Regions from separate parts of the Homo sapiens genome. Here all the other regions are linked to region 1. A link is a loop called in an ENCODE intact Hi-C map of the cell type or tissue named here. Cell type or tissue: Caco-2. All regions are shown on one strand. Links, peaks and the distances in the headings refer to the core of each region. The heading gives the core; the rest is flanking DNA. Region 1 holds the start of LINC00862 (long intergenic non-protein coding RNA 862). Region 2 has its middle 97 kb from the start of LINC00862. Region 3 has its middle 59 kb from the start of LINC00862. Region 4 has its middle 78 kb from the start of LINC00862.

What was found. A loop is a pair of places that touch in the nucleus more often than their neighbours do. Peaks named below come from ENCODE experiments on the same cell type or tissue, not always from the same donor. Only the 100,000 strongest peaks of a DNase experiment are listed, where the experiment ranks them.
Region 2: it touches region 1 in a loop (8-fold over the local background); 2 of 110 quality-filtered maps call a loop at or near these places.
Region 3: a loop joins it to region 1, with 7 times the contacts of the local background. A loop is called at or near these places in 6 of 110 quality-filtered maps.
Region 4: it touches region 1 in a loop (6-fold over the local background); 5 of 110 quality-filtered maps call a loop at or near these places.

What each region holds. Positions count from the first base shown.
Region 1 is chr1:200,369,880-200,375,383 of GRCh38, reverse strand. It overlaps LINC00862 (long intergenic non-protein coding RNA 862), which reads left to right and starts at 1,592. Exons shown (of 5, transcript NR_040064.1): 1 at 1,592-1,737; 2 at 2,215-2,291; 3 at 4,219-4,338. RefSeq lists enhancers at 112-1,311, 2,708-3,238. In Caco-2, for the core only: no CTCF peak of the experiment used is centred there; a DNase peak (open chromatin) is centred at 3,063.
Region 2 is chr1:200,274,103-200,279,606 of GRCh38, reverse strand. No RefSeq gene overlaps it. Among named protein-coding and RNA genes, the nearest start is that of LINC00862, 97 kb to the left of the region's middle. In Caco-2, for the core only: a CTCF peak has its summit at 2,921; DNase peaks (open chromatin) are centred at 4,016 and 5,276.
Region 3 is chr1:200,312,442-200,317,945 of GRCh38, reverse strand. No RefSeq gene overlaps it. Among named protein-coding and RNA genes, the nearest start is that of LINC00862, 59 kb to the left of the region's middle. In Caco-2, for the core only: no CTCF peak of the experiment used is centred there; a DNase peak (open chromatin) is centred at 3,425.
Region 4 is chr1:200,293,364-200,298,867 of GRCh38, reverse strand. No RefSeq gene overlaps it. Among named protein-coding and RNA genes, the nearest start is that of LINC00862, 78 kb to the left of the region's middle. In Caco-2, for the core only: no CTCF peak of the experiment used is centred there; a DNase peak (open chromatin) is centred at 2,417.

The sequences.
Region 1 (5,504 bases), core at 134-5,133:
AAAAAGGATATAGTAATAACAGACCATGGAATAAAAATTGAGTAAGAAGGAAAGTGAAAACAGCTGAAGGCTAATGAATTGGGAGAAAGCAGATGGATCAATAGACTGGAGGCCCCAATATTTCTAAGAGCAGTTGGAGTTGTTGTCATGCAAGTTGGAAGGAAAGATGCTTATCCAAAAGCTGAATGCCTGAATCAGTAATCTTGCGGCAGAGCTATTGTAGGTGATGACAAGGTCAGTCCTTTGAAGTCTATGCATATATATCTTCATTATAGGCTGACTTGCCAAGTCTTAGAATTTTTACAATATAACCTCACTGTGGATCTCATCTAAGCAGGTTTGGTAACCAAAAGCTCAAGAGCGTGAGATTGAGACCCCAGAGAGCTCATAGCCTGTCACAAACCAGCTGTGTAACCACGGACCTTGAGGAAATGAACCTTATGGTCCCTTCCGTCTCTAATCTGTGACTCCATAGCCCCATTATAATATAGCCTTTTCCCAAACACTGACCTTCAACATAGACCCTGGGGGATTTTTCTATTAAAAATTTGCAACTCTGCACATTTTTATCTGCTGATGCCTCTTGGAATATTAAATGCTTAGAAAGCTGTCGTCGGGATCACATTCTGGAATCTTGACCATGTAGTCATCTGAGTGGGTGTGACAGGAAGTATACACCAGCAGCATTTGTGTCTGAGTGTCCTTCAGACACTGGGATGGCTGCACCTTTACCCGTCCTCTCCAACTCTCTCCACCTAGAAAGTATTCTTTTCTCTTAATTTTGTTAGAGTTATATAGGAATGCTCCTTCAGCAGAAATGACAGAGGCTGTTGCTCTCAGAATCAAATGCAATAATGTGACCTGTAAATTCCTGTGAATATTTGGATATTTTAGCGATATTTGTTTATTCAGAAGAGATTCTGGATGCAGAACTCTCCTCCTCTCTGTTCTCTAACCCTGCTTTCCACCATCATTCTTCTCTCTCTAGGGCACAGAGAGAATTAAGAACAACCTAAGGTAAATTTTTAACAAGATGGTCTAGCTTGAGCTCTGTAGGCTTGACTGATGAAATAAGTAGTAGTTTTTTGCTAAAATAACCACATTGTTTGCAAAAGTTTTCTCCTTTGAGTTTTCTAGGGTCATTACAATGATCTAACTGCCTTACCTGCTTTTGAACTGGTTGAGCCTCTTGTGGGACCGAAAACAAAAGAAGGGTGTTGAAATGCAAATAGATAACTCTGGGTCCCAGTCCCTGACTGCAAAAGGAAGCCAAAACTGACAACAACGTCTCCTTCTCTACGGAGGTTTGTAGAAAGGCTGTACAAAAATCTCACAAGATGTATTTCTTCTCGTGGACTGGAGTCCCAAGGTAGGTAAGAAAAACAAAAACAAGATAAAAACAAACAAAGGATTCCGTACTTGGAATTTGCTCAGTACCAGTTGAATAGCTAATTGTTTCTTGTGTTCTTCCCCTCCCCCCTTTTTTTCTGCCTGAATAGATAATCCTTACAAAACATCTATTCATTCTACAAGTGAAAATTTCAAGAATATTCTATACTGACCTTGGCAAGAGTAATGGACCGAGATTGAGTGATGAATTTGTGTGTGTTGTGGCTGATGTGCATTTTGGTGCTTTGTATGCAAGTTTAAGAATATCTTAGCAATAGGAAAGGAAGATTTATGGCAGTTTAATTAATGAATATAATGAAGGCTAAAACTTGTAGATAAATTTATAAGGTACACAATTATTTTTATAGCTTATTTTTAGCACAAAGGTGATTGTATTTTGTTGCTTTAAGAAAGGACCTCTTGATAATACTGGCGTGTTTTATATTTCAATGTGACCAGTTTAACTGATATGCAAACAATTATTTTTTAAGGGAAATAAAATGAGGCAGTAGTACAACTTAGCGAAGAGGACACTGTGGCAGATTCTAACGACTAGATTAAATTTGAGCTCTTATTTGGCTTTTACTACCAACTGACTGCATAACTTTGGGTCAGTTATTTGGCTCTTTTTTTTTTTTAATTTACAAAATTAGAATGAGAACTACAGATAGTGAAAATATTTGGAAAAGCTTTTTGAAGTCCCACGTGAAAGGCATCAGAAAAAAGAGTTGGGTGATTTTTTTTAATGGGAAATAATCTGATATTGTCAGTAAACCTAAATTTTTTGTATATTAATTTATTTTTTAAGCTGTTATTTAATTTCAGGTGCTTAAGAGCTCTTCAATTTGTTAATGGAAAGAAACACCATTTACACCGGATGGCTACAAAGCAACCTTATTCTGGTAAAATAATCTCTTAAATCCTTATATACACAGTCACTAACTGTTGGCTTTATAAGGTCAGTAGTAGCAAAACAGCCCTGTGGCAGTTAGAAGCTCAGCATGTCCAAGATAGCACTAACGGGGAACAAACACAAAAAACAGCAAACAGTTTAAACAGTACCATTTGATTTGAATTTAACCCAATCTTAAACAGAGGACTCTAAAAAAACAATTACCAGCAAAGTTACATTAATTAGGGAGATCATTAGGTTGTATCAATGCAGTTTAGCTATGCCTTTTAAAAAGTGAAGATGGACTAGAAGCGGTGGCTCATACCTGTAATTTCAGCACTTTGGGAGGCCAAGGTGGGAGGATCCCTTGAACTCAGGACTTTGAGACCAACTTGGGCAACAAAGTGAGACCATCATGTCTACAAAATTTTAAAAATTAGCTGGGTGTGGTGGGGTATGCCTGTGGTCCCAACTATTTGGAAGGCTGAAGCAGGAGGATCGCTTGAGCCCAGGAGGTCAAGGCTGCAGTAAGCCATGATTGTGCTACTGCACTCCAACCTGGGCAACTGAGTGAGACCCTGTCTCAAAAAAAAGAAAAAGATTGAACTTGCAGGCCAACATTTATTTCTGACTATTGACTACTTTTGAAAGAGAAAGCTTTGGACACTAACATTCTAGTCTCAGAGGCCTCAAAGAAGCACAGCCCTGTAAAGAAGAAAATTCTGCTGGGATTAGCAAGAGCCTCAAGGTTTTGGGAACTTGGAATGCCAGGCTCAGTGTTCCGAGTTCCAATGTTGACTCTGCCTGTGAGTCACCCTGAACTAGTCACTCAGTCTCTTGTGTTTCCCCCTTTAGAGAAGAGCTAAGACTATTGACTTTTCAGGAGTTGCAAAACATGTTACAAAAGGATAGGAAAGTACTATGCAAACATGTAAATATCATGAAATATTGGGGGGGTACATTTTAATAAAGATAAGCTGCATTCTTCTGATAATTGGAAGTTGATAATCTTTATGTAAAGACAGGGAGATTGATTTCAAAATAGAGGTTAATGCTTGAAATTTTAATTCGAACAGTGTAAATTTGGATCATTGTTTGCTCTGTTAGTCGATGTTGCTTACTGAAAGGAAACTCTTAACAAGTTGTCTTACTAGAATGGCTTATTTTCAGAGTCAGACCCCCAGGCTTTCTAGAAATGTGTATTAAAATTTAGTAACCTCACTTTCAATTGTTGAGTATAGGACACTGTGGTTGGGTTTCTATATATGTTGTAAACAAGCCAAATACACAAAGTGAACTCTCTATGGACCTTAAAAAAGTCTTAAAAATTTTTTTTTGAGGATATTGAATGAGGCACCTATTTTATTCCTTACTTTTGCAGGATAGCTTGTCAGTGCCAGCTTGGGTTTTTGAATTCTGACTTTTTGCTGGCCATGATTTGGCTGTCTCATTAATAAGACAAACCTTTCTAAAGTGGAGCTCATTGTTTTTTAGTTCTTTTAATGGTGTGGCTAGCCTCTCATTGTTAAAGAAAAGAAAGAATATAATTTTTATTCTTCGTTCTTTCTGGCAACTTTATACCCTCTACTAACCCACCCAGTCCTGAAATCCTGTTAGTTTTTCCATCTGTGACTAGCATCTCTCTTCTGATTCCCAGTAAACGCTACTATATTCCCATCATTCAAAATTAACAACTGTTATTATTTTTGTCATATCTTCTTCAATTTTTTTAAAGAAATAAAACAAAACATTGATGATAAAATCAAGTTGCCTTTGAATATTAATTCCAAGTCCATTTCCTCCTTCTGTCCTCACTTCCCAGAGCCCATGTTCAGTTTGTATACTTTTTAATATTTTATATATATTTGTATGTACCCATAGTTAATATGTAGTATTGTTTTATGGATTTAAATATACATAAATGTTTTCTTTTTTAGAGAGAGAGGATCTCATTCTGTCACCCAGGCTGGAGTGCATGATCATAGCTCACTGCAGCCTCGACCTCCTGGGCTCAAGTGATCCTCCTGCTCCAGCCTCTCAAGTAGCTAGGACTACAGGTTTGTGCCACTATGCTTGGCTAATTTTTTTTTTTTTTTTGTAGAGATGGGATCTTACAATGTTGCCTGGTCTCAAACTCCTGGCCTCAAGAGATCCTCCCGCCTCTGCTTCCCAAAATGCTAGGATTACAAGTATGAACCACCATGCCCAGCCAACTGTTATATGATTTGTTTACTTTCTCTGAGCATTGTTTTTAAGGTCTAGCCATGTTTTTGTACAGACACACACACACGTGCACACACACACACACCCATCTATATATATATATTCATTATTTTTAATTGCTGTCTAGCATTTCTTTTCTTTCTTTTTCTTTTTTTTTTTTTTGAGAAAGACTCTCGCTCTGTCACCCAGACTGGAGTGCAGTGGCACGATCTCAGCTCACTGCAACCTCTGCCTCCCGGGTTCAAGCAATTCTTCTGCCTCAGCCTCCCAAGTAGCTGGGACTACAGGCGCCTGCCACCAAGCCCGGCTAATTTTTGTATTTTTAGTAGAGACGGGGTTTCAACATATTGGCCAGTCTGGTCTCAAACTCCCGACCTCAGGTGATCTGCCCGCCTTGGCCTCCCAAAGTGCTGGGATTATAGGCATGAGCCACCACACCCGGCTATTTGCTGTCTAGCATTTCATGGCATAAATAATACCACATTTTATCAGTCCATTTATTAGTGAATATATGATTGTTTATATTTTTTTCACTAATATATAGGCAATAGTTTCTTAGTCTTGATTCCTAGATGCAGGATTGCTACATTTTGAATATGCACAATTTAACTTTTAAGAGATATTACCAAATTGATTTTCAACTGTTGGAAAACTGTTTCCCCAGATACTTTCCAACACTTGTCAGACTTCTTAATCTTTGCCAATTTTAGGGGTAACAAATGGTTTTCCCTGGGCTTTCTAGCTTTATTTCAGTTCATCCTATTCATAGTTGCTGGCCTAATCCTTTCTAAGGACAGCACTGCTCAGGGCCTTGCCTGGTCAAACACTCTCAGAAGCTCTGCACTATCTACTCAGTCCAAACTGCCCCAAGTCCTCTGCAAGCAACCTGTCCCACCTCATCTATCCATGCCCAGCTGGACCAGAACGTGCAACTTACCACTTTCTCAAACTCAGCTTTTACTTTTCTGCCTCTGCAACTTGATCATGCTCTTCTGCATTC
Region 2 (5,504 bases), core at 376-5,375, 96 kb after region 1:
TAGTTCATCCTTCAAGGCCCAGATCAAATGGGAGGTCTTCCTCATCTGTGAGGTCTTCCTTATCTCCCCCAGGCAGAATCAATTCTGTATTTATTTTTATTGTACAGCTTGTATACCTCTGTCCCTGTTGTATGGTGTGTTGTACTTGCCTTTTCCTATAGGGGCTGTGTCCCCACCCAAATTTCATCTTTATTTACTTATTTATTTTTGAAACGGAGCCTTACTCCGTTGCCCAGGCTGGAGTGCAGTGGCTCAATTTCGGCTCACTGCAAACTCCGTCTCTCAGGTTCAAGCAATTCTCCTGCCTCAGCTTCCTGAGTAGCTGGGATTACAGGTGTGCAACACCATGCCTGGCTAATTTTTTTGTATTATTAGTAGAGACAGGGTTTCGCCATGTTGGCTAGGCTGGTCTTGAGCTCCTGACCTCAAGTGATCTGTCCACCTTGGCCTCCCAAAGTGCTGGGATTACAGGCATGAGCTACCTCGCCCAGCCCCAAATCTCATCTGGAATTGTGGCTCCCATAATCCCCACGTGTCGTGGGAGGGACCAGGTGGAGATAATTGAATCATGGGGTAGGTTTCCCCCACCCTGTTCTCGTGATAGTTCTCAGGAGATGTGATGGTTTTATAAAGGGCTTCCCCCTTCACTGAGCACTCATTCCTTTTCCTGCCACCCTGTGAAGAGGCTCCTTCTGCCGTGATTGTAAGTTTCCTGAGGCCTCCCAGCCATGCAGAACTGTGAGTCAATTAAACCTCTTTCCTTTATAAATTACCCAGCCTTGGGTAGGTCTTTATTAGCAGTGTGAGAACGGACTAATACACTCCGTTGGTGAAATGATTTGAATTTCTTGCACCCCTCCCTCTCTCTATCTCTACTGTTTTCCTCGAGAACCCAAGCTGGTTTGGTGGCTGCTTAGTGGTGTGGAAGAGGACCGGGCAGCTAACCTTGCCTCTTATTGTGCCTTTGAAACTGAGTGTCACGAGTGACGACCCAGCAACCCGAGCTGGTTAGGTGCTGGGTCTCAGTTCACTTTAAAATTTCTAAATGCATCAAGCCTCGGTTTTGCTTCTGGATTCCGGGGCAAAAAATTATGCAAACAGTTAATATCCTTGATTTATCATTTCATCTTCCTCTTTTGTGCTTTACCCATGGCCTGGCATACATGCCCAGTAACTGCTGCTGGCTGGATTATGATGGTTTCTAGATCCTTCCACACAACTGACCACAGCAGGTTACCACGGCAGGTCCCTTGTATTTAGAAAGAGAAAGTCCAGTGCCAAACAAGAACCCTGTGACAGTCCCAGGACGCTGGGCAGAAATCTGTTGTTGTTCCAGAGCATTCATTTCACCCTCCTTCCATGCGCAGCAACATCATTAATGATCTGACCGCATTTCACGTGGCTTCCTGAGGCCTTTCCTTTGCGAGCGAGGCCTGGCCTCTTCCCCGAATCAGGAAAACTCTGAATTTAACCTATAATCATGCTGTTCTTGGTAACACCAGCGTCTTCCCACAAAAGCTCTAGAAATTGGTTAGACTTTCCAAGCTTTTTGGAAGATTAAGTCCATTAATTTTCATTGAGAAGAATATCAATTTTCAGTGTTTTCAGAATCCTTGGATGAAATTTTAGATCGACAATCTTGTGATACTCATGTACTTTCCCTACCCATCCCCCATGCCCCTTAGGAGACCTTTTCTAAAAAGTGAGACATTAGTTTGGGTTGCAGTTCACAAGGAGTAGTGGGAAGGGCCAAGAAGACTTGGCTTTGAATCCCAGTCCCACCATGAGTACGAGGAATGCATTTAATCTACCTGGCCCTTCGTTTCCTTATCTGGTCAGTGAGTAAACTATTGCCTCCAAAGTTTACATTGAGAATCAAATAAGATTTTTGTAAGGTGCTTGACACAGATTTTCAACAAATGCAAGTCCCCTCATTCCTGTGATCTCCTTTTTCTTGTGCCCTGTTTGCTCATAACAGTTTTCCAAAATCGAGTCTATTGAGAGTTTGAAAAAGCAGGAATTACGTGTTTTCTATTTGATGCTTTATATTTATTTATTTATTTATTTATTTATAGAGATAGGGGTCTTCTGTGTTGTTCGGGCTGGCCTCAAACTCCTGGGCTGAAGTGACCCTCCTGCCTCAACCCCTGTAGTAGGTGGGACTACAGGTGTGAGCCACCCCACCTGGCTTGGTGCTTTATTTTTAAGCACGTTAACCTTTCAGTAGTATTTAAAAAGCACCTTACCCACTGTGCTGCTATTATATACAGGCATCTGGAGACTGATAGGTTAAGTGAACTGGGGGCTCACTATGGAATATTGTGCAGTGGTTAGAACCAACATATTAGGTCTGCAAATTATAACATGGATAGATATTAAAAGCATAGTACATAGTGAAGAAATAAAAAATACAAAGTGGCATTTAACTTAATACCATTTATATAGGTAAAAAATTTATGCACCCTCCTGGAAATCTACCCTATAGATGTAAAAGCCCCAGTATTTATGGATTCACGTGCATAAATATGCAGCTTTATTTGTAGTGATAAAAAACCGTGTGCAACCTAAATGCCCGTCAGTAGAGGGATGGTTGGGTGAACTGCTGAACATCCATCTATCCCATGAATTACTAGACAGCTATTAAAAAAGAATGCCAGAGATCCGGATCTACTGCCCTGGAAGGATGATCATGACATATTCTTAGATGAGAATAGCAAGCCACAGAGCTATGGATTACGAATCCAGTTCATTAAACCAAATCTCTCTCCTCTCTCTCTCTCTCTCTCTCACTTTCTCTCTCTCTGTCTCTCTCTCTCTCTCTCTCTCTCTCTCTCTCTCTCACACACACACACATTTCTGTAACTACCAGTTTAAAGGATTGAGTGATCCTGAAGACGTGTGGAGAGATAGACCCTGCCCATGCTGTTAGCAGTGGTCACCTGCTGGGGGTGCAGGGAGATAAGAAAAAAAGTCTATCAAAGACTAAAGAAAAGAAAAGCTCATTATAGAAATGTTAAAAATCAGGACACAAATATTCTATCATGGATATTACTTACAATGCGTAAACAATGAAAACGCAGATGGACAAGGACCTGATTGTAACAGGAATAAAAGTAATACTTGGGTAAGAGGATTATGAGCAAAAGGAAAAATACATGAACACAAGACAGAGATATCCAGACAAACAAAATAAACATTAAACACCTTAGGATAGCAGCCTATGTGTGGGAGGAGAGAGGATGGGAGTGAGTAGGAAGATCAAAAGGAAATTTAAAAAATATTAAAGAGAAGGCACGTGTACAGCCCAGTGACATTGAATGGAGGTGGGAGTATGATGAACTCAACACTCTGCACCTAAGGTTAAAAAAAGTCAAATAAGAACTTTCCCCTAGAGTAGCTTATGTAAAGAACAACAATACTAGAACTTACATAGAGCAAGATGTACCCTCGACTTTAGGGTCCACTTTTCCACAGAGCGTAATTCAAGGATGACTGCGGTGAGCCACGTCCCCAGAGGTAGAGTAACTAAAATTTAGCAAGAGTCTGAGTAAGGACTAGTAAGTGTCATTATTATTCCATGCATGGGAATTCCCAGATCTGTCCTCCATGGACTCAGGCTAGCGTTACCTGTAATGATCAGCAAGAGAAGGAACGAACGTTCAGCCCATCAATGCCGTTGCTCTTGTAAACCAGACTAGATCACCCTGGGGAGAATATTAGCTATTAATTAGTTCCTTTAAATAGTGCCTTTGAACTTTTGGAATTAAAATTAATTGATGGTCTAAAGGAATGCCATGTAATTTCTATGGCATTGAGACTTTCTTCCCCTGGGATTAATCTGACTTTGTTCTTTCCCCCTCATTTTCCCAAGCTTGGATCTTTTTAACAGCCGATTGCACTTATCTTTTGAGCTTTGAACCCTGCCCCAGTGGATAAGTAATTTCATTTAGGTAAACAGTCTCCAGAAATAGATTCAAACAGTGAGCAAACAGCTTGTTTGTGATAACAGGCCCTGCCTTGCAGCCTGGTGTGTGAGGCTAACGGTCTCACGTCTGCTGATGGCGGTAGCTGACTTCCCCTCTTTGTAAACTGTCCCCCAGATGTGTTGCATTCTCTCAAGGTGGAAGGCAGGTCTTGTAAATAAACTGGGTTTCTCCAGGACTGATGCAGGGACCAGAGAGTCACATATAACGGCAGAGTGGTTTGTCCTGTCGGGAGGGTCTCACTGTCTGGTGTCGACCATCCTTGTCATGAGCCCGGGGGTTGCTCAAAGACCGAGATAACACAGTTGCCTTCCCTCTGCTGGAACGCATCCTATATATGACACTCATTATAGTTAATGGGCTGTTAGCTTTTCCATTAAGGGATTCTTCTAAGGGTTTATAACCTGGTAATAACAATAATTTGCTTCAGGCGGAAACTCCTGTAACAGGTATGAACAGCCCAACTCTTATCAATGTTGCTTGGGCTGGGGGAGTTGGGTCTGCTCCATACAGCATGCAAAAGGAAACTTGTCCAGGAACTAGAGGTTTTTCCCTTATTTATTTTCTTTTACAGTCACAATTGTAATAGCTGTATTTGGTATAAAATATTTCCAGAGAGGACGGTGTCATTGAGAGTCCTGAATGGGGCCAGCACATCTGCCATGAGAGCTCTGGGAATGTTGTGTGATTGGTGGTTGTGAGAAGCCAGATGCGGAGATCAGTCAGGAAACCCGAATGCTGATTCCAACTCCACAGTATATTAGCGTGGCTACCTGAAGAGCAGAGAGAACCCTAGCCCCCTTCTTAGCACAACTCACAAAGGCCTGAGTGGTCAGGCAGCCCACACAAAGTCCATGAAGGATCCACATTTATCCAAATACTGAAAGCTCTGGGCTTTGAAGAAGGCCATCCAGCATCCTATAGACCACAGGCAATGTTCTTGAGTGGCTTGGCCTGAGACACTTACTAACACAGGGCTAGGCTTCATGCTTGAAAAGAAGGTTACATGGTGTAATATTATGATATAATTATAATGATGTAATATTATGGTATAATAACCAAATATATACATTTGGTTTCTGCTTCTGGTTCCTGGCACATAGCTCCTAAAATCCTTGGAATCTCCAAAGTGATGTGTATTTGCATGCTGTCACGATGAACTGGTATATGTGTGTGTTTTAGGGTAGTGGTGGGGCCTGGATAGCCTCAGGATGGAAGCTGGTTGCCAGAGGAACCAACTATGTGATTAGAGGGTTGGAATTTATAGTCTTCTGTCCTCAACCCCCACCCTCGACCTCTGCCCTGAAGGAGGAGAGAGGGACTGAAGGTTGAGTTGATCACCAATGGCCAATGATGTAATCAGTCATGCCTATGTAATGAAGCTGCCATAAAAACCCAAAAGGACAGGATTCGAGAGCTTCTGGATTGCTGAACACATGGAGGTTCTTGAAGGGTGGCCCATCAGGAGGGGGCATGGAAGCTCCGTGCCCCTTCCTGGGTACCTTGCCCTGTATTACTTCA
Region 3 (5,504 bases), core at 319-5,318, 58 kb after region 1:
AAGGTTCTAAATGTTAACATTTTTCCTCTGTATTGAGGTAGCACTGGAAATTGATCAAAACACCATATATATATTACAACCTATTTGATACATTTGATAGATGAGTTTTAAACACAAAAATCTTTTGGTTGAAATGCATCTCTTAACGGGATGAATTGGGGAGGGAATTTCAGGGACCTGGTACATAGGCTTTGGGTGAAGTGGAGGTTTATATTTTCTCAGGTGGATCAATTTTAGAAAAAGATTTTGAAATGCATTTCCTTAAAACTATTTGTGCCCACGTACCCTCTGGAAAGTCTTCGTGTACCCACAGAGATACTCACATATCAGCCTGATTTGGCTCTCTTTGGTTTCTGAGTAACTTAGCAACGCTTTTCTTTTAATGATTCAGACAGTTTTGCATGCAGCTAATGCATGTTAAAGAAAGCTAAGCCAGTGTATATTATAAATACTTTATAAGTCAAGCAAGTAGAATTTCTCACAGGAGTCATAATTACAGTGGAGGCGGCATACCATTGTAGTGAGAGTTCTGGAGTCAGGCACAGTATTTGTTCCTGTTCTTCATCACTACTGGCTCTTTGACTTGGGGCAAATGATTACCTGCTCTGGTCTGTAGCTTTCTCACCTATGATAAACAGGGGTCAATAATAGATTCCTCAACTGGTTATTGTAAGATTCAAATGAGTCATGCATACAAAGCACTTAGTACAGTGAGTGCCCAACATATCCTAAGCACTCAATAAATACTAGCTGTTGTTATCTTTAGACATTATAGGGTTTATCTCAAGGGATGGGCACTAGAAAAGCAATGGAATAGGCATTTCAGTCCTTTTTCTTATATCATGGCTCTTTTTTGCACAATTTACTGTACCCAACTTCCCTGATGTTATGGACAGCAGTGGGTCTTTGATATTCCCATTGATCATGAGCTCTGGAAGCCCAAGGCTGTAAGGCTGCTGCAAGGCACCTGCTCCCAACAGCAATGTGCTCTCATTTTCTGGTCAGCCTCACAAGGACAAACGTAAACTCTTGAACACCTGGGAGAGTGAGCCTCTGAATGCCTGAAGTTATTTTTAATATTCTCAGAATGCTGTCTGGGAGTTGCATGATGTAGATGAACGGCACTCATTTGAGGTCTCCTATAGGGTCACTTGGACAAAACATGTAAAGGCATGACTTCAAGTAACTGGACCAAAGTACCTTAATCCTTGTATCGACAACCATCCTATTGGGTTACACAGTTTTAATCCCAGAGGAGTTGTCTCTTGACATTAAACTGTCCAAACAGTATTTATATCTGCGGCTGCCCTGCAAGATCACTTAACCCTGCACAGCCGTTTAAAAGTAGTTAATGACAGAACCGGCATGACTTGCCCCTTATGAATGATCACATAAGTTCGACCTGTGCTGTCATGGTTTATGGAGGAGGCAGTTTGTCCATAGCCTGCTTCAACCACAGCAGGTAATTTGAAATGAAATGAGACAGTTTCTACAAGCAGATTGATTTGGGAATCTTGCCTGTTCTTCCCTTTGACCCTTGACAAGTTGACACTACAAAGATTGTGACTTTAAAAAATGATTGGGTGCAAATACATTTAGGTAGATGATTTACTGTGTGCTGAAGCAAGGACAGTGCGTTTAGAGCGATGCTGTGAGGGAAGGTAATTGTAAACTTTAACAACTCATGTTTTATGTTTCTGTATCTTATTAATTATCCTACTAGGTGAATCCACTGATAATCCTTGATCAAGTAGTTTATATTCCTGGTAAGAGACCAGAGACCCAATTTCAGGATTAAGAGATATAGCATTTATGATAAACTTATTAAAAGTTACAGATTCAGTTAGTTATTTTGGCCGTAAATCACAGCTTGTATATAAGGATAAGAAGTCGCGATCTCTTTCATGGATTCTGTTCTTTTTCTTTTTCTTTTTCTTTTGGTTTTCCTAAATATAGTTGAACATATACAGGAGAAAAACATTGTGATTAAAAAGATAATCAGCTTGATTTTTGATAACCAAAGAGTTACCAGGGATATCTGAAAAAAAAAGAAATTCCCAACTATGAATTCACACATGTTATTTTCTAATTTAGATTTTCACACCAAATAATATGTAATAAGTAAACACGTATTTTCCATATTATTTCTATTCTATTCTTCTGGTGCAGTTTTTCTTAGAAGTGAGGTTTTGTCATGAATTGGTGCTACCATAAGTAGAATTTTAAAATTGACTGTCTTCCAAAACAAAAATAAAAAAGACAGTAAGGTAATTTTTAAAAAACTGTTTCCTTAGTTCACAGTGATATAATATTTATGCTGAGATTGTTTTAAATGAACTCTGTGATAGAATTGTTGATTTATTAATATTTGGATTTGGGTTGATGTTCCTTTTACATTTGCTGTAGGAAATACCCACGACATGAGGTTTGTAAGCTTTTGTGTTTTTCTCTATTCTAACCACTCTGCTTGAAATATAATTTGAAGATGCTAGTAAAAAATATAACAAATTCCCTATTGGTCTCCGTTTAAATTATTTACTACCCTTTTGAGCCATATCTTCATTGAACTATGTTAAAAGTATTTTGCTGTAATGTTTCTTTATGTTGTCCATCGGGTTTAATAGACGTGCCATTTAATAAGCTCTCTACCTGTAAGGCTAGACTATTTGACCTCTATGCCCTGCCACTGGTAGACATAGTATAAGATTGCTTTGTGAAATAAAGCTGTCGGTAACATCACCAAAATAAAAAATGATCGTATTCCAATACTCTCTGCTGAGTACTATGACAGCACTGAAATATGGAATAAAATTGAAAGTAGATTAGTTTTGGGTTTTAAGTCATGTTTTGACAAGAAATAAGAGAGGAGAACATATCTTTGAACTTTTAGTTTTAAAGTTTTTTAATGAAAATATTTATCATTTTGTAAGGTTCCTTCTTTCTTTATCACATCTAGGCTGTATAACCTTAAAACAATTCGTTCTCTTATTGTGAGGGATATAAATACTCTTCTATCTTTATATTAAATATCATAAAGGAGACACGCACAGTGAGAGACGGCTTGACACTTACAAGTTAAAAATTGTCACACTAATAAAAAAGCTTATTGAAGAGGTTGGAAAATCAGTCATTAATAAGCTATATATTTTTAGGGTATGTAAAGCATGTAAATACTGTAGACAAGCAGGCTGCTTTTGCTGTATTTTTTGCTCACTTTTTGGAATGGTTTGAATCTGAAGAGGAAGAATAAATATGTCAGAGTGGAGAAAGCCTTGCTGGTGATTGCTTTCAACCTAAAGGAATTTGAAAATTGCTGCGACGTGCAGATTGTGAAATTATTTCTTTTGCCTCTGTGGTTACATATTAATCAGCTGAAATCATGACAAATAAATGGCATTGATGGCCCACAGGGAGTGTGGGTTGAGTACAGTAACCCTTCCCTCCAGGAGTTTGCAAACATCCTATGTCACCAAATGGGAGATTGTGGAGCTCTTAAAAATGCAGTGCCTTCTTCCCTTCATTGCATATGCGGAGTGATTACACAGGGGGCAGGTTAAACCACACTCCTTGTTCATCTCAGAATGAACTTTTCTTTCTTCATATTCTTTCCCTTTAAAACACAGGATACAAATTCTCTGCACAGGTCACTGGGCTGCCCTTGCTTTCTCCAGTGTGTTCAGGGGCCCTCAGCCCATAGGGGCAAAGCTCACTGACGGGAGCCTTCTAACCCTGGTGTCATTTTAAAAAATTGAAATTGACCCCCCACCCCGCTCTCCACCAATAAATGTGAATTACATGATAGCATGGGGCTATAACTTTGGTCAGACCCTTATGAAATGCTGTTTTTAGTCATGAAAAGAGCCATTGTCTTAATCTTAAATTTTTCATATTAAGAAATTTAAAAAATAAATGGAAAAAAGCAAAGGTTGTATTGGCTAAAGTTTCTGGAAAAAAATTTTCTTACAAGATTTCAAACAATCTCTCCTATGATATTTTAAAATGTACAAAGGGAAAAAAATTAAAAATTAGAGGAATATTAAATATAGCTATGTTTCTTAGCTGAAGTGTATACCAAAAGTGTGATGGAGGTCCTGTAATATCACCCCTTAATTTGTTCCGTTACATGGTTTTAACCTTGACTTTGCTAAATAATCTCTTTAAACAGGACAATGAATTACTGTGGTCATTAGGTTGGTGTCATTTGTCATGATCGGTGTAGGCTTGACTCCTGAATATAGAAGGTTGTTAAATAACTATATAATTATCAATGATCCAGGCCAAATTTACATGTGTGTTTTATTCATGTTTTTTTTTTTTTTTTGGTCAAGTGTCAAGCTCCAGGAAGGGCCCTGAACATCTCGAGAGGGTGAAAGAGTGTGCTACAGACTTTTAGAGGACTGGGGGTGGCCATGTCCTAAGAAACACGTTCTTGGCCAGTGGAGATTTCTGAGAAGAGATCAAGGCTAGGCAAGGAAGGGAGTGTGCATAAGGGTAGGGAAAGGTAGCAGAATTGGAGGTGAGATAAAATTTTGGCATTTGAGAAGAGAAGAGAGAAGGGAAGTATTGGTAGAAAATTAACAGTAATTATAACACAGGGAAGGGACTTGGAAGGCATTCCATTTTGAAGTAGGTGAGGGGATAGAGTTTTCACAGTGGCATTCTGTATGTCAGCCTGGGGTTCAAGAACCAGGTCTGCCAGATCATAGCTGTGATACTTTTGGCAAACCTTCTTAGTGTCAGAGTTTTAATTTGTAAAATGGAGATAAAACTGAGGTGGCTTCCCTGGAAGTGAATTCAATAAACTACTTGAAAGTGCCTAGCATGGTTGCCAACACACAGCAACTATCCAATCAGTACTGGTGGCCTTTTCTCCCCTCTTCATTCTGAAATGAGGATGTCAACCTCTTCCTTCTTTCAGATTTTATGAACCTGAAGATGTCCATTCTATTCTTGTGAAAGGGAGTATTCTAGAAGTTTTTTTCACCTTCACTAAACCAAAAATTCTTATTCTAGTTTCAATTACTCCAGTTATTTGGTTTAAGAAATCCAGACTAGAACCTAGTGTCAATGAATTTTAGAGATAATTTGCATTGTGGTTTTGTAATTAACATTGATTAATATTACAAGAGAATATGGGAGATGAGATGAATAAGTTTCTCACTTGGGCTCTTGTTTATTTATTCATTTATCTATTTGTTTATGCATTTGGTCATTCTCGAAAGATTCAATTTGATAGAAAAAGAAGGTTTCCTGAAGCAATATGTTGCAATAAGATCTTTGCTCTCAAGTAATTTAAAATCTAGTAAAGAAGAAAAAGATGCCTACAAAAAGTTTAAGCCTGGTGGCAAAGGAAAAAGAATATGGTCAGGAGGGTTATGCAGAAACATTGAAGTGACCATTGAGAAGTTGCCATCTTTGAGACGCAGGATGGAGGTGAGCGTTCTGTGATAGGAATGAGGACCAGGAGAGCTGTGAAGGATGTTCCAATTATTGTGGGGAGCACT
Region 4 (5,504 bases), core at 321-5,320, 77 kb after region 1:
TAAAAGTTAATCCTGTTAAAGGAGAAAGAATTCTAATACCTGTTAAAAATGGTATCAGAATAATTAGCTGGGCATGGTGGCATGAACTTGTAGTCCCAGCTACCCTGGAGGCTGAAGTGGGAGGATTGTTTGAGCCCAAGAGTTTGAGGCTGCGGTGAGCCCTGATCATGTTATCGCACTGCAGCCTAGGCGACAGAGCAAGACCTCGTTTCAAAAAAAAAACAAAAAAAAAACACCCAAACCCCACAAAACCCAAAAACAACACACACACACACACACACACACACACACATATTATGGAGCACCCTACATGTACATGTACCAGATACTGTGCTAGACACAAGTGAATCTGCTCTGATTAAAATCAATCCCAGTGTCATAGAACTTTAAGTTGGAAAAACACACAGTTAAGTAAATAATTAAGCAAATCATTCCAGGTGTGCCAAGTGCTGTGCAGGCAAAGTACAGAGTGCTATGGGAGCAAGTAGTAGGGACCACACCTGTTCTTATGAGAGAGTGGCCAGGGCCAGCTTTGACAGACAAGATGGACAAGGTGGACAGATAGGAGTTAGCCAGGTAAAGAGAGAGGATGAGTTAGCAGAGGAAGTCGAGTGTATGGCAGTTGAGATGTATGAAGAACTCAGGAGGGGGTCAGATATGGTTGCAGGTGAGATATTGCCTGAGAAGCTGCTGAGAGATGAGACGACAGAAGTCAGATCAATCATGGTCTTACAGGCTCTCTTGAGGAGTTAGATCTTCATGCCAAGAGCAATTGGAAGCCACTGAAGACTTTGAAACCAACAATGACCAGATTCATATTGTATGATAAGATTTGTATTATAAAAATTGTGATTTTGGCAGTGGAATGGAGAATGGGTTGGAAGGGGTCACGAGTAAAGGAGACTAGTTAGCAGCCCATGGTTGCTGAGGTCCAGGTGAGATATGAAGGGGGCCTGGACCAGGGTGGTGACACTGGATGAGGAAGACTTAAGAGTCAAGATATACCATATTACCTTGATCCTGAAATGTAAGTATGTTTCATGTTTTTATCTCTAAAATGGGGATAAGGCTTAGAATTGGTGATACTGATTCTTTCTTAGAGATACGAGTGACAATGGTGCATCTAACAATCCGTGGCCTGTTGTTAGATGAAATTTGGTGTTTGGGAGACAAAAGCTGCAGGACTTGCTGGTGTCATTGAGCTCAATGGGTCGGGGGCTTGAGCAGCTGAATGAATGGTAGAACTGCAGGTTCTGACAGAGAAAAGGCTTTATGGGAACAGTTTTAGTCTTTAGCCCTAAAAAAAAAAAACAAAAAAAAAAAACAAAAAAACATGGCAGGCCGGGTGCAGTGGCTCATGCCTGTAATCCCAGCACTTCAGGAGGCCGAGGCAGGCGGATCACGAGGTCAGGAGATCGAGACCATCCTGGCTAACACGGTGAAACCCCGTCTCTACTAAAAATACAAAAAAATTAGCCAGGCGTGGTGGCACACATCTGTAGTCCCAGCTACTTGGGAGGCTGAGGCAGGAGAATCACTTGAACCCAGGAGGTGGAGGTTGCGGTGAGCCGAGACTGCACCACTGCACTCCAGCCTGGGTGACAGAGCGAGACTCCATCTCAAAAAACAGAAACAAAAACAAAAACAAAAAAACCATGGCAAAGGCCAAACTAGAAAAGTTATTAGTTAATATGTGCCAGAAGTTGAGTTACCATTTTTTTTTTTAAGAGGTGGGGTCTCACTATGCTTCCCAGGCTGGTCTCAAACTCCTGGGCTCAAGCAACCCTCTTGCCTCAGCTGAGGCTACAGGCTCATGCCCCTGCTCTCAGCTTGAGTTGCCAATTTTAAAGGTTGTGAAATAGGATATCTAGGTTTTAATTGTTGATATTAATTGTTGATACTAAACTGTTGTGTTCGTTTTATGAAATACTGTTTTGTTAATTGCTGAAATTAAACTGGCTTTAGGGACAAATGAACCATCTCCCAGTTTGATCTCTTGGTCCTTGGTCGGCAGAGCTCACCCTTTTAAGGTGGCATATTTACATTCCCTGCCATCTTTTAGCATCCCTTTAGCTTCAATTTTCCTGTCTCTTGAGGACAGAATAGCTTTAAATTGTAAATGACTGACTTCATGGTGATACTAAATATTTGTTGTGCTGGTGTCTTCATGGCTCAAATGTTCTGGAATGTTCTTTTTTTCTTTTTTTAAGATACCGGGTCTCACTATGTTGTCCAGCTGGTCTCTGAACTTCTGGGCTCAAAGCATCCTCCATCCTCAGCCTCTCGAGTAGCTGAGTTTATAGGTAGGGGAGCCACCTCACCTGGAGTCCTATTTTTTACTGCCTCTTGACAAAGCAACCAAGTTTGACACAGTGTTTATTAGGCAAAGGAGTCATTCATGGTGGGTAAATATTTATTTTTCTTCCAGCTTACCCAATGTGGAGGATATTTTTAGCTCAAGGCCTGTAGGGAATGGTTATTAGTAGCAGGAGTAGGGAGGTTTGAAATTCCAAAGGTTCTGTCCTGGACTTGCCTATGGCAAAATTTAAAACATTGCTGTCTGCTATGGACTGAATGTTTGTGTCCTCTCAAAATGCACATGTGGAAATCTTAATTCCCAATGTGGTAGTATTTGAGGTCAGGCCTTTGGGAGATAACTAGGTCATAAGGGAGGGAGGCCTCATGAATGGGATTAGTGTTCATATAAGAAGAGACAGAGAGAGATGATTTCTCTTTCCTCCATGTGAGGATGCAGGAAGAAGCTGTCTATAAACCAGGAGGAGGTCTTTCACCAAGAACTCAACCGTGCTGGCATTCTGATCTCAAACTTCCAGCCTCCAGAACTAGGATAAATACATTTTTGTTTAAACCACTCAGTCTGTGGTATTTGTTATCACAGCCCAAACTAAGGGCACCATCTAACATATTCTCTTCATCTTGCAAATACAAAGATTATTATAAAATGCTTTTAGGCTGGGCATGGTGGCTCATGCCTGTAATCCCAGCACTTTGGGAGGCTGAGGCTGGAGGATCAACTGAGGTCAGGAGTTCAAGGCCAGCCTGGCCAACATGGTGAAACCCAGTCTCTTCTAAAAATACAAAAATTAGCTGGGTGTGGTGGCATACACCTGTAGACCCAGGTACTCGGGAGGCTGAGGCAGGAGAATCTCTTGAACCTGGGAGGTGGAGGTTGCAGTGAGCCGAGATTGGGCCACTGCACTCCAGTCTGGGCGACAGAGTGAAACTCTGTCCCAAGGAAAAATAAATAAATAAATAAATAAATAAAAAGCATTTAATTTTTTTATTGCTTAGTTAATAATAAACATGAATCACCAGCAATGAGATAAGTATTCTCAAGAAACAGCTAGTGTTTTAGATGTCTTATACTGTACCTCTGTCCAAATAATTCTAATTTAGTGGTCAAATTATTACATTTTTAATGTTGTTATTTTGAAGATTATTTTATTTACTTATTTATGTAATTTCAACTTTTATATTAGATTCAGGGAGTACATGTGCAGGCTTGTTCCATGGGTATATTATGTGGTGCTGAGGTTTGAAGTATGGATCCTCTCACCCAGGCAGTGAGCATAGGGCCCCATAGGTGGCTTTTCAACCCATACCCTTCCACCCCTCCCGCCTCTAGTAGTCTGCAGTGTCTATTGTTCACATCTTTATGTCCATGTGTACTCAATGTTCAGCTCCCACTTAGAAGTGAGAACACGTGGTACTTGATTTTTTGTTCCCACATTAATTCCCTTAGGATAATGGCCTCCAGCTCCATCCATGTTGCTGCAAAGCACATGATTTTGTTTTTTTATGGCTGCGTAGTATTTCATGGTGTATATGTACATTTTCTTTATCCAATCCACCATGGATGGGCACCTAGGTCTTCACTGTTGTGGATACTGTTGTGATGAGCATGCAAGTACATGTGTCTTTTTGGCAGAATGATTTATTTTCCTTTGGGTATATACCCAGAAATGCGATTGCTGGGTTGAATGGCAGCTCTATTTTAAGTTCTTCGAGAAATCTCCAAACTGCTTTCCAGAATAACTGAACTAAGCATTTTAAACAGTTTCTAAGTGTTTTCCTTTGCTGTGGAATTGGTCTTACGACAGAGCCGAGGAGGGGGGAAACTGATAACTACTATGGGCATCCTTGAAAGCAGATTCTTAAGATCTGTGACTTCTGTTTTGGGGGATCATTAGAGGATGCCCTTACACAGCCACTTACTTTTGGGAATTGGAACTTTGGAATTGCTGCTGCACGTTTCCTGGTCTTGTCTTGTTCAGGAGGTGAAGGAGTCCATGGAATAGAATAGAGCAAAGGGAGCTAAGCTTGGAAGAAATGGTTCAACTTCCTGCACTTCAACTGCACAGGATGAAGAGGTTTCATTTGTCTCACTTGGCTGGAAGTACAGGAAGTGGTGCCTGACAACTCATCCAGGTCTACAGTTGGAGCTCTCTGGCAACCAGAGTACAGAAACCAGATATATTGACAGGTAAAACAGTATGAGCTCCTGATCATGGTAAAAGCTTGGGATATGCCTGCTTCTGATATGGCTCTTTTGCCTACAGCCATCAATAATAATTTAGCAAATCTTGTCTCTGTTTATACTCATACGAGTATATGTTATTGAGGGGAACAAGCAAGATTAATTTATTTCGAATGCGAGAAGTCATTTTATGAGTTAGATAATAATGTGGACCTCATGAAACAAAATGATCAGTTCCTAGATGCCCTGGAGAGGATTACAGCACGGCACTGCATGTCACTCTTTTTATCTATAGCTTTAAAGCAGAATATTATTGCACTAGCAGTTTTCGTATGCTGAGATATGCAGAATGCCAAGGGAACAAGCACCAACCCCGTGAGTTCTGCTCTGGCACCTGCTTTTAGGATCTAGAAGAATAAGAGCTATTGGCCTACAGGACATTATCAAGCTTTCCAATTGTGAATGTTAATAATAATAAACATCTTACATTTTTATTGGGTGATTAAAAAATGTGTAAGTACTTGAATACCAAGTCTGTATCTTGGTGGTTTCTTGAGAATACTTATCTCATTGTTGGTGATTCACGTTTATTATTAACTAAGCAATAAAAAAAGCTTTTTATAATAATGAATAAGTTACTTTAAATGAATATATAAAAGGCGTTGATGTTTTCACTATGCAAAAAATTATGGCTTGGCGTGGTAAACTGGTGAGGAAACATGGTCCCAGGACAAATGAAATTAGGCTGCCAGGAGTTCCATGCTATTTCTGCTGAAGGTTTTTGATGACTCTCTTCAAAATGATCCTCTCATTAACACTGGTCTAGCCTCTAGTTCCATCAATCAAAAAACAGTTGCTGAGCCCCTTCGGTGGAAAAATAAAACCTTTTCTAGTGCAGGAAGGCATGCAAAAGGAAATCATGTAAATGGGACTATGGTCCCTGTTTAAAACCTAAAATGGGGCAACAGGGCCTCTGCTATAAATATGGTACCTTTGGGTGATGCTG